Regions from separate parts of the Homo sapiens genome. Here all the other regions are linked to region 2. The links are chromatin loops, found by intact Hi-C in ENCODE. Cell type or tissue: sigmoid colon. All regions are shown on one strand. Links, peaks and the distances in the headings refer to the core of each region. The heading gives the core; the rest is flanking DNA. Region 1 overlaps RAD51B (RAD51 paralog B). Region 2 overlaps RAD51B (RAD51 paralog B). Region 3 overlaps RAD51B (RAD51 paralog B).

The links. A loop is a pair of places that touch in the nucleus more often than their neighbours do. Peaks named below come from ENCODE experiments on the same cell type or tissue, not always from the same donor. Only the 100,000 strongest peaks of a DNase experiment are listed, where the experiment ranks them.
Region 1: it touches region 2 in a loop (3-fold over the local background); 3 of 110 quality-filtered maps call a loop at or near these places.
Region 3: it touches region 2 in a loop (4-fold over the local background); 2 of 110 quality-filtered maps call a loop at or near these places.

The regions. Positions count from the first base shown.
Region 1 is chr14:68,094,296-68,104,473 of GRCh38, reverse strand. All of the region lies in intron 7 of RAD51B (RAD51 paralog B), which reads right to left. Among named protein-coding and RNA genes, the nearest start is that of RAD51B, 280 kb to the right of the region's middle. In sigmoid colon, for the core only: no CTCF peak of the experiment used is centred there; a DNase peak (open chromatin) is centred at 4,663.
Region 2 is chr14:68,188,789-68,198,966 of GRCh38, reverse strand. The region is part of intron 7 of RAD51B (RAD51 paralog B); the gene reads right to left. Among named protein-coding and RNA genes, the nearest start is that of RAD51B, 370 kb to the right of the region's middle. RefSeq lists a silencer at 3,549-3,749 and an enhancer at 6,781-7,075. In sigmoid colon, for the core only: no CTCF peak of the experiment used is centred there; a DNase peak (open chromatin) is centred at 4,446; H3K27ac peaks cover 213 bases.
Region 3 is chr14:68,031,674-68,041,851 of GRCh38, reverse strand. All of the region lies in intron 7 of RAD51B (RAD51 paralog B), which reads right to left. Among named protein-coding and RNA genes, the nearest start is that of RAD51B, 220 kb to the right of the region's middle. In sigmoid colon, for the core only: no CTCF peak of the experiment used is centred there; a DNase peak (open chromatin) is centred at 5,471; H3K27ac peaks cover 255 bases.

The sequences.
Region 1 (10,178 bases), core at 1,688-6,687, 94 kb after region 2:
TCTCAGTTTATCTGCTCTTTTAATTAGTAATAATACTATTTATTGGTTTGAGGGCTTCAGAAACTTTTGACAACTAAGGCCTTGCTCAAAGAACCTACCATGCTTTTTTGAGTTCTTAAAACAAAACAAAACACGTAGAAGCAGTTGTTTGCCCTCCCTCATATCTTTGCAAGCTTCCATAGAAGCCAGAATCTTTATTCTTTATTATCTATTATATAATAATTTGCTGATTCTTTAAACCTTTCAAAATCACACAGAAATAGAAACTACCCCTTAAGCCTGAACTGGCACTAAATACTAAAACTTCTGTAGACTGTTAGCAGTAAAAATGCCAAATAAAAATCTCTTGCATATACTCTCTCACTCTGTGTACGTTGTTACCTTGAGTTTCTGGGATTTGTCTCCAACATAAACAGTACTTGTGTCACATTGAAGGAGGTTACCTCAGCTCTTCTGAAACCTGCGACTGGGTAAGTTCTATTCCCTGAAACAAACACAGCAGGAGGGTGGGCCTGGCAAGCCACAACCCTAATACTGAAAAATGCCAACTAGTGCTTCTAATAGGAGACAAACTATATTAAACGTGCAAAATTCCCTACATTTTTACAGCAGTAATTACATTTCTCATCCATAGAACACCTTTCTTTGGAGGGGTTATTTGATCCTAATGTGTTTTTTTAAATTAATTTTTTAAATTGTCTCCTCCTTATCTGAAGTGGTCTGAAACAGTCAAGAATATATTTTCTTCTCCTTTGTCCTTGCGGGTAGGACATGTTCTTATTCAGTCTATCCTCTAATGAAATCTGGAGAGACTTCCCTTCCTCAATTTGTACTAACACTTTAAATTAACTTTGCACACTAGGAAAAAGAAATGAGAAATGGGTGCAGACATAAACATTATAACGAAATAGTTAAAGCAACCCACACTATATTCGTAAGAGTAATAATTTAGAATCTTAGTTACTGGCATCTAATAATCTATTACTTTTGGTTTTGTTCCTCACCTTCTGGTTGCCTGCCTCTGGGCCACTTCATTTTATGTTTTTTTATCATCATACTCTTCATGGCAAGAAAATAAACACAAACTGAAACTCAAAGTGGTAATTTATTTTCTAGTTTCTCATAAGAGGTATGATAGAAAAAGAGATTGAAACTATTATGATAACTCCTGAGGTTTTGAATTATACAGGGAATACATTTAATTATTTTATTAATTATGTTTTATAAGTCAATAAAGTAAACTGCTATAGTCCACTTATGCAATATTGAGCTCTAAGCAACTCAAAAGACATGCATTGGTGTGGGGGTTGACTGGTTTGGCTGTGTGCCCACCCAAATCTTTTCTTGTAGTTCACATAATCCCCATGTGTCATGGGAGGGACCCAGTGGGAGGTAACTGCATCATGGGGGTGGTTACCCCCATGCTGTTCTTCTGATAGTGAGTTCTCACATGATCTGATGGTTTTATAAGGGGCTTTTTCCTCATTTTGTTCATTCTTGTCTCTTCTGCTGCCATGTGAAGAAGGACATGTTTGCTTCCCCTTCTGTCATGATTTCCTGAGGCCTCCACAGCCCTGTGGAACTGTGAGTCAACTAAACCTCTTTCCTTCATAAATTACCCACTCTTGGGTGTGTCTTTATTAGCAGCATAAGAACAGACTAATATAGTAAACTGGTACCAGTAGAGTGGGGTGCTGCTATAAGGATACCCAAGAATGTGGAAGCAACTTTGGAAGTGGTAACAAGCAGGGTTTGGAACAGTTTGGAGGGCTCAGAAGAAGAAAGAAAAACGTAGGATATTTTGGAACTTCCTAGAGACTTAGAGGGCTCAGAAGACAGGAAGATGTGGGAAAGTTTGAAACTTCCTAGAGACTTGTTGAATGGCTTTGACCAAAATGCTGATAGTGATATGGACAATGAAGTCCAGGTAGAGGTGGTCTCAGACAAAGATGAGGAACTTTTGGGAAATGGAGCAAAGTTGACTCTTGTTATGCTTTAGAAAACAGACTGGTGGAATTTTGCCCCTGCCCTAGAGATCTGGGGAACCCTGAACTTGAGAGAGATGGTTTGGCATTGGAATCTATGTTTAAAAAGGATGCAAAGCATAAAGTTTTAAAAAATTGCAATAGAAAAGAAAAACCCATTTTCTGAGGAGAAATTCAAGCAGACTACAGAAATTTGCTTAAGTAGCAAGGAGTCAAATGTTACTTGCCAAGACAATGGAGAAAATGTCTCCAGGGCATGTCAGAGGTCTTCATGGCAGCCCCACCCATCACAGGCCCAGAGGCCTAGGAGGGAAAAATGGTTTTGTGGACCAAGCCCAGGGCCTCCTTGCTCTATGCAGCCTTGGGACATGGTGCCCTGTGTCCCAGCTGCTTCGTTCCAGCCATGGTTAAAAGGGGCCAAGGTACATTTCAGGCCATTGCTTCAGAGAGTGCAAGTCCCAAGCCTTGGCAGCTTCCATGTGGTGTTGGACCTATGGATGCACAGAAGACAAGAATTGGGGTTTGGGAACCTCCACTTAGATTTCAGAGGATGTATGGAAACACTTGGATGTCCAGGCAGAAGTCTAATGTAGAGGTGGAGCCCTCATAAAGAACCTCTGCTAGGGCAGTGCAGAAGGGAAATGTCGGGTTGGAGCCCCCTCAGAGAGTCCCTACTGGGGCACTGCCTGGTGGAGCTGTGAGAAGAGGGCCACTGTCCTCCAGACCTGAGAAAGGCAGATCCACTGACAGCTTGCACCGTGCACCTGGAAAAGCCACAGACACTCAACACCAGCCTGTGAAAACACCTGGGAGGGAGGCTGTACCCTGTAAAGCCACAGGGGTGGAGCTGCCCAAGGCCATGGAAGCCCACCTCTTGCATCAGTGTGACCTAGACATGAGACACGGAGTCAAAGGAGATCATTTCGGAACTTTAAGATTTGACTGTCTTACTGGATTTTGGACTTGCATGGGGCCTGTAGCCCCTTTATTTTAGCCAATTTCTCCCATCTGGAATGGGTGTATTTACCCAATGCCTGTACCCCCACTGTATCTAGGAGTAACTAACTTGTTTTTGATTTTACAGGCTTAGGCAGAAGGGACTTACTTTGTCTCGGATGAGACTTTGGACTTGGACTTTTGAGTTAATGCTGGAATGAGTTAAGACTTTGCCAGACTTTTGGAATGGCATGATTATGTTTTGAAGTATGAGGGCATGAGATTTGGGAAGGGCCAGGGGTGGAATGATAAAGTTTTGGCCGTGCCCCACCCAAATCTTACCTTGAATTACAGTTCCCCTTATCCCCATGTGTCATGAGAGGGACCTGGTGGGAGGTAATTGAATCTTGGAGGTGGTTACAACATGCTGCTGTTCTTGTGATACTGAGTGAGTTGTCACGAGATCTGATGGTTTTATAAGGGGCTTTTCCCCATTTAGCTCATTCTTCTCTCTCCTGCCACCATGTGAAGAAGGACATATTTGCTTCCCCTTCTGCCATGACTGTAAGTTTCCTGAGGCCTCCACAGCCCTGCAGAACTGTGAGTCAATTAAACCTCTTTCCTTTATAAATTACCAGTCTCAGGTATGTCTTCATTAGCAGGTGAGAACAGACTAATAGTGTGGTCAGGATCTGGGTGGAGTTCCTGCATACATATTTGGTAGCTGAATGCCCCTAGGCCAGCAGCAATTTAACACTTTTGGGCTTCACTTTATTTACTCTTTGCAAAATGGGGAAGAGGGCAATGATCTCTAAGGCTCCATATATCTAGAATGTTATGAATTATTTTTAGCCAATTCAATATTCATAGCCCCTTTGAGGTAAGTCAAGCTCAAGTAAAAATTGTTCACGGAGAAAAAAAGAGTAAAGCACAATGGAAGGATGAGAGAACAGGGTCCATACCCAGTAAATAAGGGGTGTCAAGTACTACCTGACCTCAAGGCAACTCACTGCACACTAGACCAGGCCGTAATGAAAGTCCATCAATCTTTACTGAAAAAAATTACAGACTTTGGGCCACGTGCAGTGGCTCATGCTTGTAATCTCAGCACTTTGGGAGGCTGAGACAGGAGGATTGCTTGAGATCAGGAGTTCAAGAGCCTGGGCAACACAGTGAGACCCTGTCTCTAAAAAAATTTAAATAAATAAAATTAGACAGTTTCAAAATCAAACCTCTGTGCAACAGGCCAGAGTTTTTGCATGTTCCACAGGCACATGAGTATCCAATATGACTTATAAAATAGTTTTTAAAGCCACTTTTTTCTAATAAAGAAATTCATATTTGATCAGTTTCCTTCTACCTTCTATAGTTGAGGTCTTTGAAAATATACTTCTATCTTCTTCCTTTCCCATCAAGCTTACCCATGTAGACAGGGACAAACTCTAATTTGTACATTAACAAAGACATGAGGCAAGAGTCTAATCAGGAGAAAAGTCAAAAAGAACTTCCCCCTCCCTTTGAAATTTTAACTCTTGTCCAAACACTCCCTCTCACCCCATACTCCTCTCATAAAATGTGTTTATTTATCTTTGATTCTCCTCAAAGGTGCCTGGAGAAGCCTGTCAAGTGAGCTGCCACCTTCCAGATTTAATCGGTTTTCCTCAGTTGTTCGGCAGTTCTAAATGCAGAAACCAAAAACTCTTCTGCTCGACTGGGCTTTCTCAATACAGGCATTGGCACAGCCCCACACAATTCCATCTAAGCAGAACAACCGCAGCATTAAGTTCCCTCCTATCACAAGGGCCTAGTGTTACTTGGTTGGGTTGTCATTCCACCTGTCAGCTGCCACCAGAAGAAAACGAATTTGCAAATTTACACAGTTTTCTTAGGAATGCTCTTTCTTTTTTTTTCTCTTTGGACTCTACATTCCTGTAGCTCCTATTCTTCAAGGGCACAGGGGCTTACTTAAACATAAAATTTTACAACTTAACTGGAAGGGTGCCCTGCTTGCAAATGGAAAACTGCCACAGAGCAGACTTAACTGCAGCAAGCAGGTGACAGAGCAAGGAACAGGATCCAAAATTATGATTTTTTGTGTGCTACTGAAGTAAAAGAATTTAAGAAGGTTTTACTCAGGGTCATAGGCTGGGTTGGAAGACTGGGAAAAGGAAATCAGTAGTATCTATATCTAATTATGGTGACAGAATTTCACAGACATCTATAACCTAGGTCAAACGTCAAAGACATGAACACCTAAGACACTTTCACACATCCCTGAGCATCATGATTAAATTCAGATAGTTGGGGATCTGTCCCCAGGACCAGTATCCTATTCTGTTAGGGGCCTCTAAATAATAAGACTTTATGTGTTCTCTTCCACAACAAAGAGTAGGAAGTGATTAGCAGCTGGGGAGAACAAAGAGACTTTCCCAAGTTAGGGTTTTTCAACTTCGTTAAACCTAGCAATTAAAGAAAGGAGGAGTTTTGAACTATGACATAATATTGAAAAAGAACAGACTGCATGGTTAAATAATAAACAATGCTGATGTTTAACAACCTTCTCCATTGCTGTCTCCAGAACCCCTAGAACAGAGCCTGGTACATAATAGGAGCACAGAAATGCTGTTCTCTCTGCCCAGAACCACCTCCCCAGCAACACCGCCATGGACACAACTTGTCTCTCATTGCATTCAGGTCTCTGCTCAAAGGCTCCCTCTTTAGATATGCCTTGCTTGAGCATATGCTCTAGAATTTCCTTATCCCTCTTTATTTTCTTCCTAACACTGTGATATGGTTTAGCTCTGTATCCCCACCCAAATCTCATCTTGAATTGTACTCCCATAATTCCCATGTGTTGTGGGAGGGACCTGGTGGGAGATAATCTGAATCCATTGGGGCAGTTTCCCCCATACTGTTCTCATGGTAGTGAATAAGTCTCACGAGATCTGATGGGTTTATCAGGGGTTTCCACTTTTGCATCATCCTCGTTTTTCCTCTTGCCACTGCCATGTAAGAAGTGCCTTTCATCTCCCACCATGGTTCTTAGGCCTCCCGAGCCATGCAGAACTGTAAGTCCAATTAAACCTCTTTTTCTACCCAGTCTCAGGTATGTCTTTATCAGCAGAGTGAAACTGGATTAATATACACATAATGCTACCCAACATTGTATGTCTAATTGCTTACTTTTTAATTGCCTGGGCAGGTACTATTTTGTTCACTATAGTATTGCCAATCTCTTAAACAAAAGCTGGCACATAGTAAGCACTCAATAAAAGTTATGAAAAGAATGAGTGGTTAGAATGGACTATAAGCTACAGACTTATTCTATTCTATATTCAGTCAAACAGCCAATAAACAATCACTGGTTATTCAGGGAATGTTGGATACCATCCAGGAATAAAGAACCTGTGTTGATTAAGAGAAAGCCCCTAGATAAGTAAGTCAGTCATGATAACAGTTTAATATGAAAAGAGTCACGAGACTGTACATAAATGTCTATGAGAACAAGTAGGAAAGACATCTGAATCCGACAGGCAAAGTGAGTAGAGTTCTCCAGGTAAAGCTTCAGTGAGATGTTCTGCAGAATGAACAGCACATGGGAGGAAATGGAGTATGCAGCCACGTGATGATGCAACAAAGTCAGTAAAGAGACATGGTGGGAGGTAAGACCAGAAAGATGCAGGGAACTTAGCATGAAAGGCCTTGGCACTAAACTAAATGAATCCTGGAATGATGTGTGTTTGTATATCATTTTAAGAATGATTTGCATTTTAAGAATAACATTTTGATAACTTTGTAGAACATGAATTAGAAGAGGTCAGAATAAAGGAAGATACGTTTTTCCAGTGGTCTAGACAGAAGCAATGAAATGAAGAAAACTCATCCCTGTATTCATTCATTTCTTCATCTCTTCAATGAAGAATTCTTAGTGTCTCCTTAGGCAAAGTTGTGCAAGGCACTTGGAATAGGTAATAGCAGTGGAAATGGAAAAGAACCTGCTTTAAAGCTGTGAGCAAATGAGTCTGACTGTTGTGTATATGGTTTGGGTGACTAGTTTACTTGGGAGGGAAATAATACGTGAAGTTTCAGATGGTCTGAAGTGTCATTTGAATATCCAGTTAGAGACATCTACTAGGCAACAGACAGAAGAACAAGCAGAAAAAGTCAATCCATTCTATATAAATGTTCAAAAACTTCTACATGGCATGCCTTAGAGACTCCAAATTTCCCTACTCCTATTCTCAGATTAAAAAAAAAACCAAAATAGTTAAATTTCTTTAGGGAGGCAAATGTTTTAATAAAAATTATGAAATTTACACTTTTACTAAAAAATATGAACTTAAGAAAAATACAAATTATAAGGAGACTAATTTTCAGAAAAAATAGCTTTTTATATTGATACTCAACAATTCTAAAATTGTATGAATGCATTCATCAAGAGAGAAATCCATAATAAACAACTGAAAATGTGTAGGAAGTAAAATAAAGGAGAAAAACAAATGAGGAAGATGGATGTATACATGTGATACTTCTAGGAGGAATGAGATTTAACTATCAAGTCAGGAAAGCTTAATTGTCCTTACACATGTTATTTATATATTTGCATCCATCACCAGCATAATGATTTTTGGCAGTTTATGACAATTCATTCATTACTGACAAAATAAATAATTAAGAAAGATGAAATCAAACAGGAACATAGATAAGAAAATAATGCCAGGAGTAAGACTGGCACACACACACACATATCATTTATTCCTTTGCAGCTATTAGAGATGATCTTGCAAATTTGGCTCTAGCCTTCCTGGCAACCAAAGTAAAGAGGAAAATACAATCAAATATAAGATTCATAATAAGCATTTTAAAAACATGAATCGTTGTTTCCTGACCTTGAGATCTGAGAAGAATTTCATCTGTAAGTCCTCTCAAAAACGATGGGATGTGGTGTACTAGGTGGGCTCCTCAATGAAAGCTCAACCACAGAAAGAATACTGAATTTTATTCAGCTGTTTGCTATAACATCCATCATTGAAGGCCAGTGATTTAATATCGAAAAGGAGTAGGAGGAAGGAAGAAAGTACCTCTGCAAGAGGTAAAAGCAGCTGAGTTAAGCACATAGCTCTTGGACGGTACGACTTGGCCTGAAACTAAAATGCAGACAATCCAGAAAAATGGATGGAGAATAAGTCATTCACACAATATTCTATAAATACATTTGGAAACAGACTTTTGAGCAACTGGATAGCAGAGAGTTCGAAGTACTCATCTCTAAAAGGAGCCTGAATACAAATTTTCTATGGTGCAGCTTAAAGGTGTCAATATTCAGCAATAGCTGAACCAAAGAGCAGGGTTAAAATCCTCTTCAAAGATTGAGGAGCGTAATGAAGACATCATACTCTATAAAAATATGGATTTTGTAGAATATCCATGAAAAATATAGGATAGTCAAGTATGAAAAAGATGGGCTTTAGAGTTAGACTTGGCTTCACATTCTGGTTCTGCTACTTATTACTCTATGGCCCTCGAAAAATCACTTAACCTTTCTGAGTCTGTTTCTTTTTTTTTTTTTTTTTTTTTTTTTGAGACGGAGTCTCACTCTGTCACCCAGGCTGGAGAGAGGCACGATCTTGGCTCATGCAAGCTCTGCCTCCCTGGTTCACGCCATTCTCCTGCCTCAGCCTCCCGAGTAGCTGGGACTCCAGGCGCCCGCCACCACGCCTGGCTAATTTTTTTGTATTTTTAGTAGAGATGGTGTTTCACCTTGTTAGCCAGGATGGTCTCCATCTCCTGACCTCGTGATCCGCCCACCTCGGGCTCCCAAAGTGCTGGGATTACAGGCATGAGCCACCGTGCCTGGCTGAGTCTGTTTGTTTTATCTAGAATATGCAGGCTGTAATTAGGCGTAAACAAAGTAAATATAAAGTGCTACTATGGTATTGGGTATGTGAATACCAAAATGAATGGGGATGGGGCAGGGCAGATACCAAGGGAACTAATCAGAAAAATAAAAACAAAAAACAGTATACATGAAATTGAAGGGAGGGAAGTACAAAATCCATATCTGGCAAAGAAAGACTTCTTTTTTTTTCATACCCATAAATACCATGGAGGAAGACTTCTTTATATTGTAACACAATTAAGCATGATCCCAAGAGAGCACAACTTCTATTAATCGGAGTGCATCATACTCTTCAAGAGCACTGGTGGGTTGAAAATAAGTTGAGAATACAGTTCTCAACTAAGACTTTTTTTTTTTAACCCTCTTTCAGTTGCAGGTAATTAGTCAGTGTTCAATGTTTGTTATAAATAGGAAAAACCTACACATCAAATGATAAATGCCAATGAAATAACTCATTCATCTAATTTCTAAGTAACCACTCACATATTGCTTCTGTATATCATCAAATTTTTGATATAGCTAAAAGAACTCTTATGATAAATTACTTAATTATAAACCTATGCTTGCCAGGAAAAGAATTTTAATTTCACAAGCAACATAAAAAATAACCCGAGCCTGCTCTCCATATGAACTACTCAGTCTGCCTTGTGGCAGGTGTATACAAGCACTTAAAAAGAAACATCTGCTTTCCTTCTTACAGAGAGCTTCACCTCAGGAAAAAAACATAAATTCCTGTGTATCACAAAATACTTTAAAAGCTAAGAAGGCATGACCAGATGTAGTCATTTAGGAGAATTTTTCTTCCTTATAGGCATCTTACTCATGATTCAGAACAACTGAAATATTTGATTTCTACTTTTCTTCAATTAACTTTTTCCAGCTTTGCTCATCACTAACCTATTAGGAGGTCATCTCTCCTAAATTATATTCACCCTGACTGTGGGGATAATCATACTCCTCAATTCAGGGTATACTATTATTATCAGTCTGTCCAAGGCCTCTGTTGGCTTATTTTATTTTTTTACCCCCTTTATCACTACTCCCCCATTTCCTCCTAAACCTTCATAAGCAAAAACTTAATTGTCTGGCATCTGTCTTTGGATATGGAGTGTTTCTTTGAAAAATATTAAGTGTTGTTTTACATATATGTGTGTGTGTTTTAAATTTTCATAAATGGCAATATGCTATGAATAGCCTTCTTTTATATTTTTCATTAAATACTCTTTCAAAATGAATCCATGATACAGCATGGCCCTCTAGTGCATACCAAACTATCACACTGTATTTGAGAGTGTGAATGTGCTACCTCAAACGATGCTGATATAACCAAAGGTGACCACAAGATGAATCAAGGCCTG
Region 2 (10,178 bases), core at 1,721-6,720:
ACAGGCAGAAAACTAGCTCAATATAAAAAGAACGTTTCCAACAATTCAAACTGTCCCCAAATGGAATAGGGTGTTTTGTGTAACAGTTATTTCTCCAGCATTGGAAGAGTTCAAAGTCTAATGAACATTTGCCAGGGATTTGTAATTGAGCATTCCAGCATTAAGTGGGAGACTGGTGTCAATGTCTTATTAAAGTCTTTCAAACTTCAAGGCTGAGAACTGCATAATAATATAGAAATAATAATAAAAATCAAAGGTATCTATTATTGACTTAATATATCAGCCAAAAATTTATTCATAGTCATTCAAAATACCATCACAATCCTCTGCACTGAGAACCATAAGATATTTCTGAGTGAAATTAAAGGAGACCTAATCAATTGGGAGAGAAAACATGATCATGGTCATGGAAAATTCCATATTATTAAAGATGTCAATTCACCCTGAGTTCAACACAGATTCATTACAATCCCAGTGAAAACTTAATAGTTTTTTCTCAAAATTTTCAGGCTGAATCTAAAATTTATATGAAGTGCAAAATATTTATACCAAAAAAATTGATTTTTTAAAAAACTCACAAAGTCAGAGAACTCGCACTACCTGATATTAAGACTTAGTATAAAGCCTCAGAGCCTAAGCAACATAGGAGTGGTGTAAAGATAGCAAATCCTGCTGTGGAACGAAATGGAGAGTCCAGTTAGAGTAAAGCATATGCAGTAAATTGATAATTTTTACAAAGGCTCCAAGATAATTTAATAAAAAGAGAAAACCCTTCAAAAGATAGCTAGAGAACGCTGGAAAAATATATGGGAAAAAAATGAACCTTGATAGCTACCTCATGACACACATAGAGATTAATTCAGGATTGATCATAAACATAAGAGATGAAACAATAAAGCTTCTAGAAAAAGGTGTAGAAGAAGATTGCTGCAACCATGAGGTTGACAAAGATTTCTTTAAAAGGCTATAAAAAGAACTAACCATTTTAATTAAAACTTGCTCAATAAAGACACCAGTAAGAAGGTAAAATGACAAGCCACGGACTGCGAGGACATAGTTATAGTACATATATCTGAAAAAGGACTTATATTCAGAATATATTTTTAAAAACTTCCAAAACCAACAATAAAAAGACAAACAGCCAATAAAACTGATCAAAAGATTGAAGAAACACTTCACAAAAGAATATGTGAGTGCTTAATAAGCACATGAAAAGGTATTCAATATCATTAGTCATCAGTGAAATCAAAATTAAAATTACAGTGCAAGACTGTTTCAAGCTTACTGGAATGTCTAAAATTAAAGAAAAAAGCTCTTAGTGAAACTGTAGAACAAACATAATTATTTTATATTTCTGTTGGTAATGGAAAATTTGTATAACCTACTTTGGAAACAGTTTGGCACTTTATTTTAGAGTTAAACATTCGTCTATCCTCTGACCCACCAATTTCAAAAACAGAACTTGTATAAGCATATTCATAATGGCATTATTCATAATAACCCTAAAGTGAAAATTACCCACATATCTATCCCTAAAAGAATGGCTAAAAAGTAATTGTCTTATATTTTTACAATGGCATACTACTCATTACTAAAAAAGGAATTAACAAAAAATACACACAAAACATGGATAAATCTAAAAAGAAAGGCCGTCTGAAAGAAGCCAGATATCAGTGCTTGATTTCTACGTATGTGAGTTTCAAGCACAGGAAAAACTAATCTGTAGTGATAGAAATCAGAAGAGTGATTGCCTAAGGAGGCTTGAGATTGACTGGAAGGGAACACAAGAAAATATTTTTTTCAAAGCTCATTGAATTGTCCACTTAAGATCTGTGCATTTCAATCTCTAGAAATTTTACCTCAATAAAAGAATAATATCTCTGCTTCCTTTAAAAAAAATCATTGCATTTCCTTGAGTTAGTATCATGAGTAAATAAGGAAAACTTCCCTCCAGTTAGAGTCTTAAACTAAAGAAGCCATTGTTTATAGGATTTCCAGCATTCTAATACCCTTTCTAAGATGTTTATTAACCTGTTTTGTCTTTTAGATACCTGTCTTCAAACAAAGTATACTCCATGTCAAAAGAGTAGAACTCCTTGAGAATAAAGTCTATGTTTTATTCACCTTTGTGGGGCAAGCATAGCATTTGATCCAAAGTTCATACCAAGAATATTTGCTGATTATGCTAGGACTATACCAGGTATTGTAGATATAGCAATAAACAAAACAGATCTGGTCTTAGATATTGGGGAACCTGTAATCTAGTGTGGGCCACTAATATTAAATAAAAAAGTCATACAAATAAATATATAATTATACAATTATAATAAATACAGTGAATAAAAAGAGGAGGAAGAGGAATTATAAGGGGAGATCTAATTTTCTTAAAGGAGTGATTTTTACACAGAGACCCATAGAATAATAGCAATTGGCAAGGTGAAGATTGGGGAAGGAAGACTATTATTCCATGGAGAGGAAAGAACCTGTGTGAAGATGTGGAGAAGTAGGAAAGAGTGAGGAGGAGGCAGAGTGGGACCATGCAGGACTTTGTAGGCCATACAATGATTTCTACGTTGAATTCTAAAAGTACAACCAGAAGCCAATGAAACATTTTAAGCAGGGAAATAATATAAACCTATCACCCTGGCTTTAAACAACCTGTGTTTAAAAGTATTAGAACAGTAAATTTCACATCATTAATGGATCATAAAGTGAATTTAATTAATCATGCCCAGCAAGAAAGCGACAAAGGAATATAATTTTTTTTTTTTTTTTTGAGATGGAGTCTCACTCTGTCGCCCAGGCTGGAGTGCAGTGGCGCAATCTCTGCTTACTGCAAGCTCCAAGCGATTCTCCTGCCTCAGCCTCCCAAGTAGCTGGGACTACAGGCGCCTGCCACCACGCCCAGCTAATCTTTTTGTATTTTTAGTAGAGAGTGTTTCACCTTGTCAGCCAGGATGGTCTTGAACTCCTGACCTCGTGATCCACCCAAAGTGCTGGGATTACAGGCATGAGCCATTGCACCTGGCCCCTAATTGTTGTTTTTTTTTTTTTTTTTGAAACAGAGCTCTGCTCTTGTGGCCCAGGCTGGAGTGCAATGGTGTGATCTCGGCTCACCACAACCTCTGCCTCCTGGGTTCAAGGGATTCTCCTGCCTCAGCCTCCCAAGTAGCTGGGTTTACAGGCATGTGCCACCATGCCTGGCTAATTTTGTATTTTTAGTAGGGACAGGTTTTCTCCCTGCTGGTCAGGCTGGTCTCGAACTCCTGACCTCAGGTGATCCACCTGCCTCAGCCTCCCAAAGTGCTGGGATTACAGGTGTAAGCTACCATGCCCGGCCAGGAATATAATTTTTAAAAATATCAAAATGCATGATACTGAGAAAAGATACGTATTATTCTGTTAATCTTTGATTTTGGATTTACTTATAGATACATAGCAACACAAGTATGTGTACTGGGAGTATCATGGATGTATTTTTTAATTGTAGGTCATCCTCAAAAAAGTCTGAAAGCTGTTAATTAGAGGTAAGTAAGAGTGGAAACTGGGAGAGCAGTTAGGAGGTGACTGGAGAAGCTGAGATGGTAAATATGTTGACAGATTTAATGCTCATTCTGGAGGCAGGCATTTGAAAGGACTGAAACAACAGGTGGTTGTTTGCATTTGGAGGGCAAATGAAAGGGACATGTCAAGGATGACTCAGGTTTCCAGCACCCATTAACTTGAAAAATGAACGAATGGGAGTGAACAAATGAGTAAAGATGGCATAGTAAATCTAACTAAAATTGTAGTTTTCTTCAAATTTAACTATAAAATAAAATCTATTCTAATTATTTAAAATAGTAGAAACTTTTTCCCCCTTGGTTTCCCCTCACAAGGTTTTTAGAGATATGGCCCAGGTCTTCTTCAACTTCATATCCCCAGGTCCTACCACAGTGCTTGCCACCAAGTACATACTTCGTTATTATGTGCTGAATGAATTAATGAATGGAGTAAAATAAAAACAAAAAAGTGGTCTTAGGAGAAAATAAAGTGTTCTATAGTTCTTAAGGTCAAGGAATAGCAAATCAACTTAGGATAGACTTTTCTTCTAAGTTGCCACTTACTGATCAAAAGCCACATTTTATAAAACTAAAGGAAGAATATCTTTAACATTATAATCATACTATAAAAGTATTCTTCCCCCTTGTACTTCTAAATATTAATAAATCTCAAAAGTCCTCTTTTACCACACTGTCATATCTCATTCTCACTCTGTGTTTACAGATTTGCAAAAGACTCAAAAAGTTCTCAGATCACAGTTATAAACATTACTCAGATTATTCCTGTGTATTTGGTAGAGGGCAGATATAATTCTCTATTTAAAACAAAATAAATGGGTCATGGACAATATTCAAGAAACTCAAAGCTACACAGCAGCTGAGTTCACAGTAATCCGTCCCTGGCCTTCTGGTTTGTAGTTAGCCGTGTGGCACTTTTATTACTCCCTAACTAACACCATTTTTTTGTTGATCCTGATAGTTAAGAGTTGTCTATTCAATTTTCACTCCCTCAAGGGCAGACACCATGTCTTCTACTATTACTGTATTGTCCATAATGTTTAGCAGTCCTGAACACAGCAGACACTTAATATTTCTTGCCTGGAATAGCAGTAAAATTAAAACAAACATCTCCTAATTTAGAGGTTAAACTAGACTCTGCTCCCTTCATCAAGCTGTACTGGTCTTGCATGCAAGTTTTATCTCCAGTAGTCCTTGCGTTCCATTACAAAATAGCAATTGCCTCTTCTCAAAATGAAAAACATTTTCCATTGTGTAAGTTATACTTGCAACTATGATGTTGAAATGTTCCTCAAGTGATGATTTTCATCTATGCTGCAAAGGAAAAAAGTGTAACTCATAAGCTTAATTCTTAAAACAAATCCAATAACTGTCATTGGTCCTAGACAGCCCTCTTAGCTTGTTTGTTTCTTTTAATGTCCCAGGCCATTTCTCCCAGAATTCGTGGTAGTAAACAGTCTAATGAGTGTGATCACAGAGAGACTACTGCTGGTATAATGAATGTGATCCCCATTATTTCTAACAGATAACATGCCATCTTACAGAAAAAAAAGCGTTGAAAGGTGGTAGAGTGGAAGCCATTGGTTAAGAAGTTTGAAGGCGGGCTAAATTAACACATTCAATCAGAAAAGCTTGTTCCCAGCATTCTTGCCTCAACTTGACTTGGTCAAAACAGACTGGTGAATGAGATTAGGTATATCATCTTGTGTTCTGGCTCACTGTTCACCTTAAATTTTGAGTATCTTTGAAAATCACAAATTATTACAACACTTCAGTCACTAAAAGTTTGATGTAATTGTTTTGAGAACAATACTGACTACTTTAAAGAGAATTTTGAATTTTACCAAGTGTTTTTGCATCCCTTTAGCCCTCTGTAGCAGTTCTGATAAATCTAAATATCATTGTTTCCATCCAGTTATGAGAAAACAAGAGATGCATGCAATTTTGTGCCAAGCCAATTATCTGGAGGCTGCTTGAAGATATGGTCCCAGACCTCAATAAGTTTGCTTCTTGTTGAGGGAAAAAACATGTACAAAATCAATTAAAATACAAGGTACAGTGAACTAAGTGCTTCAGCAACAGGTCAAATAAAGTGGTACAAAGAGCAACATTTAAGTCCAAGTAGAAATCAGGGAGGAAATTTAATGATATAAGTAGCATTTGAGTGTTGTCTTGAAGGATGTCAAGTATTGTAATGGAGATGAGGAAAGAATTCTAGTCTGGGGTAACAACACTATCCAGGCTATAAAGGGTGCTAAGTGCATGCTGTATTCAGGGAAGCACATGAAACCTGTGTGGCTGGAGGGGTCACGCGGGATCAACAAGTGAAGAAGAAAAGTTTACCTGAATGAGATCCACAAAAATGTTATCAGTAAAAAGTATGAATTTAAAGTTTGGAAACATTTTGAGTGTCTCAAAGAAAAGAGCTGTGTACCAGCTTTTGTGTTACATTGCAATTTAGGATGAAGCTGACAATCAACACATTTGAAAATATAACCTATCACTAAATTCCTTGATCAGAAAAATCAATTTACGTAATTATTCCAAAATCCATTCAGAAAATGACCCTATTCAAACTCCTGGATATGCCAATATTTTAACAAGGGTAACTCATAAGATGAATTCTCATAAAATAAGGGAGGATTTAAAACCAAAAAGTTAAAAAAGGAGAGAGAGATTGACTTACATTTAAAATCTCATTCATCAGGTTCAGGACCAGTAAAAAGGGCTGCACAAAGAGCTCTGGTCTGTTTACCTTAACATCAGCAGAGACATATTGTCACAAATAGAAAACCTGAATTCTGGATAGGAAAGTCTGTTTTCAGAGAGCCAACATATAACTTCTGATGGCTGATATTGAGATTCAATCAAACTTGGCACCAATTAAAAGACATTGTTTGGAGAGCACAGGCTTAGTGTTTCTATTATCATCAGCTGAAATATAAAGATTATAATTTGATCTTTCAAATTTGGAATAGAAAAATCTGTTTTCAGAGAAGCCAACATATACTATTTAATAACTTTTGCAAGGCAATATAAACTTCTCTTCTTTTCACAATGAAACAAGAAGGAGCACCCAAAGAGAAGACCTCATGAAAGGCTCCTTTCAAACAGTGGCTCTTGCTGTGTCCTCTTGATTAAGGGCTCATAAATAAAAGGACACAACAGCTGCAACTTATGATTAACCATGGTATAGTATTTCAACCAGTGAATAACATTACAGTTATTAGAACCAACAAAACTCCTTATATTCACTCAATACATGACCTTGGCTTTGTCTGGCCTGTAGGTGACCTGAATTGAAGAGAGATGTCTGGGTTAAAATTTAACTTAGAGTCTGAAAAGCTATGTCACATGGCTGGGAAGTCAGTAATGTTGCAATTTCAGGAAACACCCTCCTTTAAATGTGATTGGATGGTATAAAGGTGAATCTGAGTGTATCTGAGTATATCATAAAGCTAACTAGTCAGACTTGGACAGCCCTTGAATGATGTCCAAACATTTGTGAACAGTCTGAGTAAACCACTCAGGTTATTCTTACACAACCAAGGTAACTTTACTGCCTGCCATGGGCAAGTAAGTGCTCTCTAGATTATAGTTGTAAACAATTCTCAAGTGATTAATGACACATATTCTTTCTCTGCCCTCTACTGAGGGCAGAACTCTCTTAAGGAAAACAGAAAAAGTCTTCACCCTTTGATTTACAGGCTAAGACCAAAGCAATCTGAGTTTCCTCTAAGTATGAGAACCTATTCTGAGTAAGACCTGGGCTCCCAAGAGAGACCACAGAAGACAGGAAGAAAGGGTCTTCCATTATCTCCTTCCCTAGAAAGTATGCACTGAGAAGCTGCTAATGTTCCCCAAGTCTCAGATGGGTTCAGGACCGAATTCAAAGAAATATTTTCCCCATGACCATAACAGATGAAAACTAAAAGAGTATGACTTTTCTCATTTTAATTGGTAAGTAACCATATCACTTAGTTCTTAGACACTTTCTTATCATGGGGCCTCAAGTTACCTTTTATTGGGTTGTCCTACTAAATGACCTGATCATGTAATGGTTTCAAACTCTGTTATACAGAAGCTCAAGTTTCCATAAAGCAAATCTATGGCCTCCACAGAAACCATGATCCAAACACATATGCTTAATTTTTGTCAGTTAATCACCAGTTCATATGTTAACCCTGCAACAGAAGTTGGGTTTCCAAGCATGAATACTTAATTATTTAAGCAATTACATTTCTTCTCCCATCTCTGCCAAGAAAACACTCGATTTCTCTAAAAATGAACAATAACATTTATTTAACACAAGTACTTTTTTATATTTATAACATTCTTTTAAGAAAGGATATTGTCTCTTTTTTTAAAAAAAAGCTTGTAGTAATATAGCATTAACTAACAGCATTTAGATAATTAACATTGGGAAATAAAGAGATGCATATTTCTCAGGAAAATGGAGTTTGCTTGAATCTTCCATTTCATTATTACTCATAAAATGTAAAACACTAACCACATGAAGAACTTAAAATTCATTAGACATTATTTAAATCAATGGGATAAAATGCTAGCTTCTAGAGAGAATATAGATCATGATGTACAACAGTACTGAGCACAGATTACATCCTAAATGGACACTTGTTAAATTAAGACAATTAACCATAAAAGTAAAAACTAACTTTTTAAAAATGGAGTCAGGAAAATTTTAATCTGAACTTTTCATCTTGATGTCTCCAGAATATAGAGTACATAGAATATAAAGCATATAGAATATAGAGTGCCTTGGATATAACAGGCATCAACAATGACTGATTATGTGAATGAATGAGCTTATTGATTAATTAATGGAAGAAGGGCAACTGTATACTAAAATTAAGATAAGCTGAGAAGGGATAGGGTCATTTAGGTTACTGAATATAGTAGGAAAAGATGTCCATTTGGTGGACATGTTTTTTAAATCTGTTTTTCTATACATTTAAAACTCTGCTTATACATGTTTATCTATTTATACATTTTTAAAAATCTGTTTCCATATATACTTTTCAAAGAACAATTTAAAATCTGAATCAATACAAAGTAAAGATATTTCAGCCTTGATTTTCTAGCACAAAAAAAGTACCTGGACCAGCCTTTTAAGTAGGGAAATGTGTTTATTTTCTTTGAGTGCCTAATGTAAATTAAAGGTATTGATTTCAGGATTATCTTTCAAGGAAACTACTAAACTCTTTTGTTGAATCAAATTACTCCGAGCAAGTTTTCTACATCTAGCTTTTAGAAAACATGCATAAATATCATTTCCTTTAATATGTCAGCAACTTTTAGTGGGAGAATTTTGAAATTAATTTGAAATTATTTTGAAATTAATTTGAAATCATTCCACTTCTTTAGCAATGGTAAAAAGCATCTTTCAAAAGGAATATTTAAGGGAATTTAAATTTAAGGGAGGCCAGGTGCAGTGGCTCATGCCTGTAATCCCAGCACTTTGGGAGGCTAAGGCAGGTGGATCATCTGAGGCCAGGAGTTCAAGGCCAGCCTGATCAACATCGTGAAATCTAATCTCTACTAAAAATACAAAAATTAGTCGGGCATGGTGGTGGGTGCCTGTAATCCCAGTTACTCAGGAGGCTGAGACAGGAGAATTGCTTGAACCCTGAGGCAGAGGTTGTAGTGAGCCGAGATCATGCCACAACATTCCAGCCTGGGTGACAGAGTGAAACTCCATCACAAATAATAATAATAATAATAAATTTAAGGGAAGGGGTAGTTGCTTTTTTTCTATAAGGAATAAATAGTGAGGAAAAGGAAGTTTGATCCTAACCATATCTCTCTGCTGTTTAATACCTCAAGTCTTAAGATTTATAGTTTCTAATAAAACATTATCAAGTGAGTAGAAAAATGGATGAAATTTGTTTTTAGTCACTGATCTATAATTGCCACTAGGAAATCAATATTTTAGGTTGAATCTCTCAACTTTTGAGATTAGTAGCAAGACAGTAAACAAATATTACTTGGTTTGAAACATCTACAAAAAAATACTTGTTAATGTCCCCTTTCCATAAAGAAATAGACACTAGATGAACTGAGGAAATTATGTAGTGGTCGCTCATATTCAAGTACTTATTGAGTACCTCTGGTGATATAAGAATGACTAAAATATTGTTCCTACCCTCTGAAGGCTCACAGCCCAGGTACAAATTCAGACCTGGCAAATACATCAACTGTATACTTATGATTTGTGTACTTTACGATATGTAAATTATATAGTAACAAATATATAATATTAATTATTGTAAAATATAATACATATGCAGCAATAAATTACACAATAAAAAATTAAAAGAAAGATTAGGACTGGTAAGGTAAGTTAAACTATAGCAGCAGAACCACTACAATAGAAGTAGAGAACAAGGAGGAGGAGTTGTGCCTAGGGGGAGGAGCAAAGCCTTATCAAAGAGCTATAAACATACGAGTTTCACCAAGCAGAGAAGCTGGCAAAAAGCATCCTAGTGGAAGAAAAGTCGATGCAAAACACAAGGATGAGGAACAGCAAGAAATCAGTGTGTCTGAAGCACATACATGGCTAGAGAGGTGACCCAAGAAAATCTTACAAACTAAGAGAAT
Region 3 (10,178 bases), core at 2,411-7,410, 160 kb after region 2:
AGGCCTCATGGATGCAGAGATAGGCACATCTTAGTAAAAAGAAAAGCAGCGGTAAAATAGCTGAATGGCAGAGAACTGGTGGGAGAAGGAAAAGAAGCTAAGAGTCAGGATGACATCCATACTATTAAAACTATCCAGGAAAAACTGAGAATTAGCTATAGGCCTGTAGACAGTTCTCAGGGTCTGCCAGTTTCAGGCAGACAGGAAAAGAAATGACCAGACCATTAGAAGGGGCAAGAACTTGACCTGTGGCTGCTGGGGAAGAAAACAAGGATTAAAAAAAAAAAAGAGAGTATAAATGTTGACCCTCAGGCTAGTCCTGGTACTCCAATTAAGGAAGGAAGGAAAGTGGACAAATTATGACTTTAGGAGAGAAAAAATAATCAAAAGGATTGAGAATATTATCTTCTACCTTAGCATCAATATCACATGGCTCAAAAATAGTTGCAGCTCAGAATAGCATGGCATGAAGAAAATAACACTACAGAGAGACAAGGAGACTGTATTAGTGCATTCTCACACTGCTATAAAGAACTACCTGAGACTGGGTAATTTATAAAGAAAGAGGTTTAGTTGGCTCACGGTTCCACAGGCTGTTAAGGAAGCATGGCTGAGGAAGCCTCAGGAAACTTACAACTGTGGCAGGAGGCGAAGGGGATGCCTGCACATCTTCACATGGCAGAACAGGAGAGAGAGCAAAGGCGGAAAGGGCTATACACTTTTAAATAACCAGATCTCATGAGAACTCACTCACTATCACAAGAACAGCAAAAGGGAAATTCACCCCCATGATCCAATCACTTCCCACCAGGTCCCTCCCACAACACTGGGAATTATAGTTCAACATGAGATTTAGGTGGGCACACAGAGCCAAACCAGATCACAGAACAACCAAACTAATGACCCAGTCACCCATCTTCTCCTACGGGAGGCAGAATACCCAAATGTTAAGCTCAGTGCTTCTCAAACTTTAATGTGCATGAGAATCACCTGGAGGATCTTGTTCAAATGCAGATTCTGATTCAGGAGGTCTGGAGTGAGGCCAGAGATTTTGCATTTTCAAAAAGCTCCCGGGTGATTCTCTAAGAATGCTGTGAGGACCAAGGGCTCATATGGACCTTACCCAGGTAAGTTCTGGCTTGCCTCATGACCTGGACAAGTTGTTGAACTTCTCTGATTTTTTGGTGTCTTCATTTACTGAATAGAGAGAGCAACGCTTATCACATTGATGTGAGGAACAAACAAGACAATTTAACTTAATGCCTAGCTATTATCATCACTAGCACAATAGTTCCCAAAGCAAAATAGACATACCATTGGTGGTAAAAAGAAAAGTCTTTCTAAAATTGTAATTGTTAGGCAATATTTTAATAGATACTAGAAAAAACATAACTATTACCTTAAACCCAAGATTTCATGAGTATTATCACTTAGGATAAAGCTAAGTTTAAAAGAAAAAGTTAATTTAAAAAATTACAAAGTAAATAAAAGTACAAGCGGTACAGAGATAGAACAAATATGGTGAGGATGATACTCAGTTGACTAAAGTTTGGGAAACATCAATTAATACCAGGGTTAGCAAGCTCCTTGAAGTCAAGGGCTTGACCAGATTATCCTACTATAAGGAGCAGGTGTGTGGTAGAGTTTAAACGCAGTTCAATTCTTTCTGGTCATTTAAGTCTTAGAAGCTATACTTTAATCAAATGATACTCATCTTCATCCTTATTCATATATGTTGCATAACTATGCTATCATGAATTGTGAAGCTATCCATAAGATTAAGGGAAACAAATTCTGTTGAATACAGCCATTTTCCCCCTTGATACTTACATTAACCAATCTAAACTACCTCCCAACAGTGGGTAGATAACAGAATTATTCCCCCAAGGAAAGGAAAAGCTATGATTTTATGTATCCAGTATTATGATGTTTCTCTTTTCCCACAAAAGTAGTGTAACACCATTCTTAGGTAATTTGTGGTCAAAGAGATGGATGTGGATAACTAAACACTTTACAGCTGAATTTGTCATACCTTTAACAGCAACCATTAGAGCAAACAGGAAGTCTAGGGTCATAGGTGAGTAGGAAACAGCATATTATGAGTAGTACAGTTTTCAAAAGAGAACTATAAAAGGCTTCCTGATGTATGTAGCATCTAATGTCTGATGTACTTGAAGCAACATCTCATTCTTACAATTTTGCTGTAGAAGGCTGATGGGTTTGTTTAGTTAATAAATAAAAGGTAAACACAGGCATATGCCCAAACTTCAGTCATTCACTTGTCTGTGACGTGAACCACTTCTCCAATGAATTAGATAATAGTTTTCAAATACTGTCCTGAAAGAATATTTTCTCAAGTTTTTGGTGCTATTCATAGTATAATGGTTATAGATATATAACACACTTTTTTTTTTTTTTTTTTTTTGGAATGAAGTCTCGCTCTGTCACCAGGCTGGAGTGCAGTGGCGCCATAATGGCTCACAGCAACCTTCGCCTCTCAGGTTCAAGCGATTCTCCTGCCTCAGCCTCCTGAGTAGCTGGGATTACAGGCATGCGCCACCACACCCAGCAAATTTTTTATTTTTAGTACAGATGGGGTTTCACCATGTTGGCCAGGATGGTTCTCGATCTCCTGACCTTGTGATCTGCCTGCCTCAGCCTCCCAAAGTGCTGGGATTACAGCATGAGCCACCGCACCCGGCCAGATATAACACACTTTTTAATATGTGTTATTAACATTTTTTCCATCACTTTCTTAAGTCTAGACAATCAGCAAAACAATAAATCAGCCCCTGATTGGTTGTGTTTGCTGATTTTCATGGTGTTAATACTTCTACCATGGCTAATTTGAAGCTATCAACATGATGTTAATGAACATGAAGTTGTGAAGAGATATACAATAGTATACACCATTATATAGTATTTCCAATACAGATACAAGAGACACAAATAACCTCAAGAGCATAGATAATAAAATGTAGTAAAACATAATTACTGAGTTTTGAGTATTATCTTTGTTTTTAAATAATTTATTTAATTGTAAGTTTATATAGTTTAATTTTTACTGATAACTGGCTCACAAAATTTCTGAAAATTTAATCACTAGATCTTGGGAGCTGGTGGGGGCTGCCTCCAACACATCATTGGCCACGTACCACATCCCACACATTGTTGCTACCACCCAATTTACATATCAATTTTGAGTTTTCTAAGTTAAAAAATTCTTGCATAAATGTGATAAATTTTGTGTGTTAAAGAAATGACAATAAAAATAACCATACAGATATTATGATTTGTATATTTTATATAGCCAAGTTTGTAGTTAACAATGGAAAACTTAAGAAATATTTCTGCCCTTCAGGCTTTACAAAATCAAATAATAAAAGCACCACTGCATCTTGAGGGAGAAAGGTAGGAAACAGATATTCATTTGAGTAAGAAAAAAAAAAAGGATATCAAGCTATGAATAAAAATATCTGTACTGATTTTTCACAAATAAAACTGCTCAGAAAAACTTGACATGCTAATGGAAGGAGGCTGCTTATAATTGAATCCTAAAGAATGTTTTCTATGATACAACCACCACAACATAAATGTTTTAGATGCTATCATTACATGCCGATACCAACTTTTTAATTTGTAAAAGATAAAAGAGGAAATTATAAGCAAATCCAAAGCTAATTCACTAATCCCTCTAACTGAAGTAAACCACTCAGAGAATTAGAGAGCTTATTCCACAGAATGGTCATTTATGATGTCAAATAATACTTTTAAAGACTTTCAAACACTGGTCTGGTCTGCATTGCCCTGGTTGCAAAGCTAAAAGCAGTTAAGTTGTGCTTGATCCCTTGGAAAAGTTCAGTTAACCAGTTTATATCAAAAGGATGAACATTCAACTACCTTCCCTTTCAAGGAGAATAGTTTGTGTGAATAACGTACCAAAGCCTCCTATAAAATCCTATGGAATTGTTTATTTCAAAAGTTAAGTCTTCAAAGCTCAGGGAAATACACAGAAAGTACATTGTTTATCTCTACAAAACAGAACATACGGAAAAATTTACAACTGTCAAGTGTTATTATGCTGCAAAACAAACATGTGGAAGAACACAACAGGGATAAATACAGTGAGATCTGTTCACCAACTGGAGATGTTGGAGGCACACGGAAGATTTTACAAAAATTGCAACATTTAAGACATTGGCAAGACATTTGTGCTAACCTGCGCTTTATGACAAGATGGCACACAATAGTTCAACTGTTTCTTCTGAATTATAACTCAGGTTTAGTCATGTAGGTCAATATGAAAAGCAGCCCTTTAAAAAAAGAAAGAGGCAGCCAGGCACGGTGGCTCACACCTGTAATTCCAGCACTTTGGGAGGCCAAGGCAGGCAGATCACGAGGTCAGAAGATTGAGACCATCCTGGCCAACGTGGTAAAACCCTGTCTCTACTAAAAATATAAAAATTAGCTGGGTGTGGCGGCACGTGCCTGTAATCCCAGCTACTCGGGAGGCTGAGGCACAAGAATTGCTTGAACCCAGGAGGCGGAGGTTGCAGTGAGCGAGAGCGTGCCACTGCACCCCAACCTGGTGACAGAGCAAGACAAAGAAAGGAAAAAAAGAAAAGAAGAGAGGAGAGGAGGGGAGGGGAAAGGGGAGGAGAGGAGAGGGGAGGGGAGGGGAGGGGAGGGGAGGGGAGGGGGGGAGGGGGGGAGGGTAGGGTAGGGGAGGGTAGGGGAGGGGAGGGGAGGGGAGGGAAAGGAGAAAGGAGAAAGGATAAAGGAAGGGAGGGAGGAAGGAAGGAAGGAAGGGAGGGGGGGAGGGAGGGTAACAATTCCTGTCTTGTGTTAAAAATTCCCAATCAGCAATTATGGATACTAAAGAAAAAAAAAAGTGAAACAGCTAAAATCATAAAATAAAATAACCACAGGGTGATAAATATTGAAATAAAAATACAGTTGAAAATTATTTTTAAAAATATTTGTCATAGGGCAAACAAGTTGTTAGTTTTTAAAAAACTTTATAGCAATATAGATTGATGAATTAAGTCAATTTTAAAATTTAATCGATTTTTGCAATGACTTTCAGGTTTAAAAAAAAGGCACTAAACCTACATTTTAAAATGTAAAACTTTGCAGTCATCTCCCCAAATCCTCTCAGTGTGGTCTAGTATTGGAATATATGTTTTCACACATAAAACTTGAATGAAAAAAATAATAATTTCCCCCAAATTCTCAATATCAGCAGTGCCCCAAAGAAAAATTCCTTCTAAGTATAAAGAGAGAAAAGTTAATTCCCAGGAAATAAAGGCACTCTCTGTCCAAAGCTCACATGTACTAAACGCAGAGGCTGAAATAAGACTTGGATGTTCTTTCTGCTTTCTCCAGTCTTCTAGTCATTACTTTAACAGGCAAAGAATAACTAAACAGCGAAACTCTGACGGGAGCACATACTTTCCACATACCCTAAATGTCAAAGGCCTGTTTAGAGAAAGGCCAAACAGTCTACTGCATCTTAGACGTAAGGGCCAGAATTAGGAGATGTTTCTGCCTCAGGAGTTTATTTCTGCCTCTACCACTGCTTCATTTTGTAACGTTAGCGAAGAGATTTATCTGTTCCTCACTTGGCTTTAAAAATAAAGATGGAGACACATAACCTCTACTTTGCTCTCTAGAATATTGTGAGGCTACAATAAATAATGCTCATAAAAGCTTTGATCTTGTAAGGAAAAAGAAATGACATAGGCAGGAGAGATTTTAGCGATTTCTGGAAGACCAGTGGTGGTCAAGATGAAACACAAGGAACAGATAAACCACGGATAACAGGGAAAAGCTTGATAAGCTTTCTTATTTATTTTCCAGGTAAAATTGTCTTTGAAACTAAACCAATAAACTGCCATCTAGATCATATCAAATTTCCACTTCTTTAACATTCACTTATGCCATCATTACACATTATGACTTCCGAACAGATAAGAGACAACTAGAATAACCACAGTAATGATTAGAAAATCAGAGGAAAACTCAGGTGCTTGATTTCTAAGGCCTGGCTTCTGACATTTAAAAAAATGAGGAATTAGAAAATTAGTATTAAAAAATAGTCTTCAGGCCTCTTTATCGTCCCATTTGCCTCTTTCATGAGAAATCATCAATATAACTGCCAAGATTTCTTGCTGGTAAAATAATTTTGTAAGATGAAACAACTACACCTAATTGAACCTTAGCTTCTGGATATATGCCAGTATTTGCATTTAAGTTATTAAGGACTGGTATACAGTGTTTTTTACTGAATCTTCTCTCTGAAAGAGAACTAGCACTGAGAATCAACCTTATGGAGCATAAAAGTTGTAAAACAGTAATGAGGAAAGCCTTTCCTTGCATATTAGCACTCAAAACTGGGGGTATTCATGTTATATGTTTAAATTCTCATATCTCACTCAAGAATGTAACTCAGGATATGTTAATTTGTTAAAAAAAAACAATTCTTCACTTTATAAAGATAGGAATTAATTTTCCTTTTATCAGTTTATGTTTTCACAGAGTATTTGGGCATATACATAAAACACAAACAACTCATTTTTGAACACTGTAAAACGAACATCCTGCCAATCTTCCAAACAAACATCTTAAGTTATTTTTAAAAAGAGAAAGAAAAGAAAAAAGTCAGAATCTGTAAATAAGATAAAACAATAAAATCCATGAGTATAATCCACAGAAATCCATGAGTATAATCCACAGAAACAATCCACAGTCTAATTTCTATACGGGAAAAGAACTGGGTAAATTAAGTTAGCAAGAGTCCAAAAGAACCAGAGGTTATACTGTAACCAGGAAGATCCTTCCACAGTACACATCTGGTATATATTTAAGTTTGGAAGACCAAAGTTAATTCCCTTCAGTCAAATCCTCCTCTTATTTCTGCTTGAAATCCAAGGTGCATGGTGATAAATGTGCACAATTTGCCTAATTTGCAATATTAGACATCCCAATCCCTTCAGATAAGCCCTCCAGAAATTGAGAAACTGAAATGGCTTACTATTTTTCCCTGAAGAACTTTTGCCTTGGGAATGTCATTACCCTAACTTTCTATATAATCTTCGTCTGGGTAACTTAAAACAAGAGATTTACCTTTTTTGCTAAAAGTGGTATTTGTATCTGCCTGAAATGATGAACAAGGGACATCCATTATTTAATTAACTCTATTTGATGTGAATTTTGTATCAAATGGGGTTATATAAATAAACTATCTTTTCAACATTCTTATTGTAGGCTTAAGAAGACAAATAGGCTGGGCACAATGGCTCACATTTGCAATACTTGTACTTTGGGAGGCCAAGGCATGAGGATCACTTGAGCCCAAGAGTTCGAGACCAGCCTTGGAAACACAGTGAGACTCTGACTCCACAAAATACAAAATTAACTGGGCATGGTGGCAAGCACCTGTAGTCCCAGCTACTCAGGAGCCTGAAGTAGGAGGATTGCTTGAGCCCAGGAGGTAGAGGCTGCAGTAAGCTGTGAGTGTACCACTGCACTCCAACCTGGGTAATAGAGCAAGACCATGTTCCCACCCCACCACCAAAAAAAAAAAAAGCAGATGATTCTTACTGATCTTAAAACGTGTCTAATCTATTCTGGGTCAGATAAGAACTCTGACAAATCCTGTATTCCAGTAGTATGAAAAGTCAGTAATTGCAAAATGAGAAATATTTCCAATTATTTTTTATCCAAGGTGCACCAAAAAAATGAACAAAATCCCCCCCAAAGCTACATTAACAACTGGTAAAATATAGTCAGTGGTCACCTAAGAAGGGCAAGGAAAATTAACATATAGTGATTCATTTGTATCTCAGATTTTGTTTTTTTAAAAAGACTACTTTCTTAGGAACAACAATCAAATGACTGTGATTGTTCCTAAGAAACAATCAAACTCAGTCAATATCAACTACCTTCCATCATCTGTCACAAATAAACTTGAAGAAAATGCATCTTAACTGACAGTTTATGTTTCAGCTTTTCAGAACATTCATTCATCCCTGTCTGGGATGATTCAGCCCCATAGCCTACTTTGGCTCAATGGTGACTGGGAAAAAGAGGATCATTAATTTATCAACAGGTTCCACTTGAGCCATCTCCAAGCAGTCTGCGGGAAGGGCTGTGAAGTGGTCAAAACAGTGGAAGCCATAGCCTTCTGCCCTCCTCATGCTTTCTATGTAGCTTGTTGGAAAACCAGGCAGCTCAGTGAGTTTCGTTATCTTTCAGGATACACTGAATTGAAAACTGCATGATTTATCTCAACTCAACTTCTAGTTGAAAATTTCACAAAATTATCTATGTAAATGTTGTCCAAATACAGCTGGAAAAATGAATAAGAGTTGGCAGAAGTGCTGATATTAAGTGACACTTTATACTTAAAAGCATCCAAATAGAAAAAAAAAAGATTTGATGTTTGTAGTCTGGAATAAAAACAAACATAAAGAGATTTTAAAATTAGGGAATGTGTGAAGATAGAAAAATAAGAGCATGTGCTGAAAAGCAGCATTATTATTTTCCACATTTACTTATGTTTAAAGAAATATTCAAAGTTAAATACAGGAATACCATATGTAGTTCTAAACCCTAACATGTTATATAGGATGATTTTTCTCTTGCTTTAATTATTTAACAACATTTAACAAAATTTTAATGGGTGTCTACTATAGGCCAGGCATTGTGGTAGAGAATGAAAAAGACATGGCTCCTGCCTTCTGGAATCTTGGGGGGAGATAAGGAACTGTAAAATGTCATGAGCACCATGATGATACGGTAATAAAGAACAGACCACAGAAGTACCTAGCCTAAGCGAAGGTCACTCAAGGAAGTAAAGTTTAGGTTGAAACCAGAGGCCAAGTAGCAATGATCCCCAAGAAGGATCAGGAAGGCAGCAGAGGAACACTATGTGGAAAAGCTGAAATAAGAGATCTGAATGAAACTGAAAGAAACTCATCAGAGCTAGGGCATGCACAGGGTAATAGTGGTATAAGATAGAGCTGAAAGAAGAGATAAATAAGACCTGATCAAGAAGAGCTCTGCCCTAAGAGCAAGAAAACTCATTAGAATGTTTATAAAGGGAAATAACATTTCTTGTTATCACTCTATCTATAGTGTGGAGTATGGAATAGTGTGGCAAAGGGGAGAATAGTAGAAGGCTATTGTCACAATACTGTGTGAGATGATAGTGCCTTGGACTGAAATGGTAGCACCCAAAGAAGAGATGTAGAAAAATTTAGGAACTATTTAGGCAGCAGAATTATCAGAACTCTGTTTGATGATTAAATGTAGAGAGGGCAAAAGAACAAGGGCATCTGCTATTTTTCTGATTTGAGCCATGATAGATGAACTTATTGGAAGCAGAGCAAATTTGGAGAGAAAGGGGTGGAAAAGAAATAAGATTAAAAATAAAATTTGAAATGCTTGGGAAGCCAGGCTGATGTGAGAGCCAAAATAAATAGGAGATAAAAAGTGGAGAATAGCTGTGATGGTGAAGAGAGAGAGAGAGTGCTAAATACTGAAGTAGTAGAACAATTTCTTAAGACAAGAGACTCTTAATAAGGTTAGGAGCCACTAGAAAGGGAGGTAAAAATAATGCAAGGACCTTTATTTTGCATGCTTACTGTGTACCTGCTATGCTTAGCACTTTAAAGATATCACTTTTGATCTTCACGACAACTCCATGACCTAGGTATTATTATCTTCAACACACAAGAAAACTGAGGCTGAGAGATACATAATTTGCCCAAGATTTCATAGTAACAGACACAAATTTGAGTCAAATCAGACACAAAGCCTGATTGTAAAGTCCATGCTCATAATCACTAGGCTACATACAGAATTTGGGAGAAAGATAGAATCAGAGAAAAATCAAAATCCTTCTAAGGTGAATGTGGATGGAACCTAGGGTTTTAGGAAAAGAAAAAAAGTCATATCATTCAGAGCAGAAGCAACAGAGGAAAATAATCATGGGAGAATATTTGTAGTTTTGATGGTAAATGAGGAAGAAATTTTCCATCTCAGATTTCTATTCTTACCATTGACTTGGAAATAGTTATTTGCTGAGGATCAAGATAGAAATGACATGTAAGATGTTTGAGAAGAGTGGAAAATATCTGAAACTGCCGTTCATTCATTGATTCATTGAACAATTT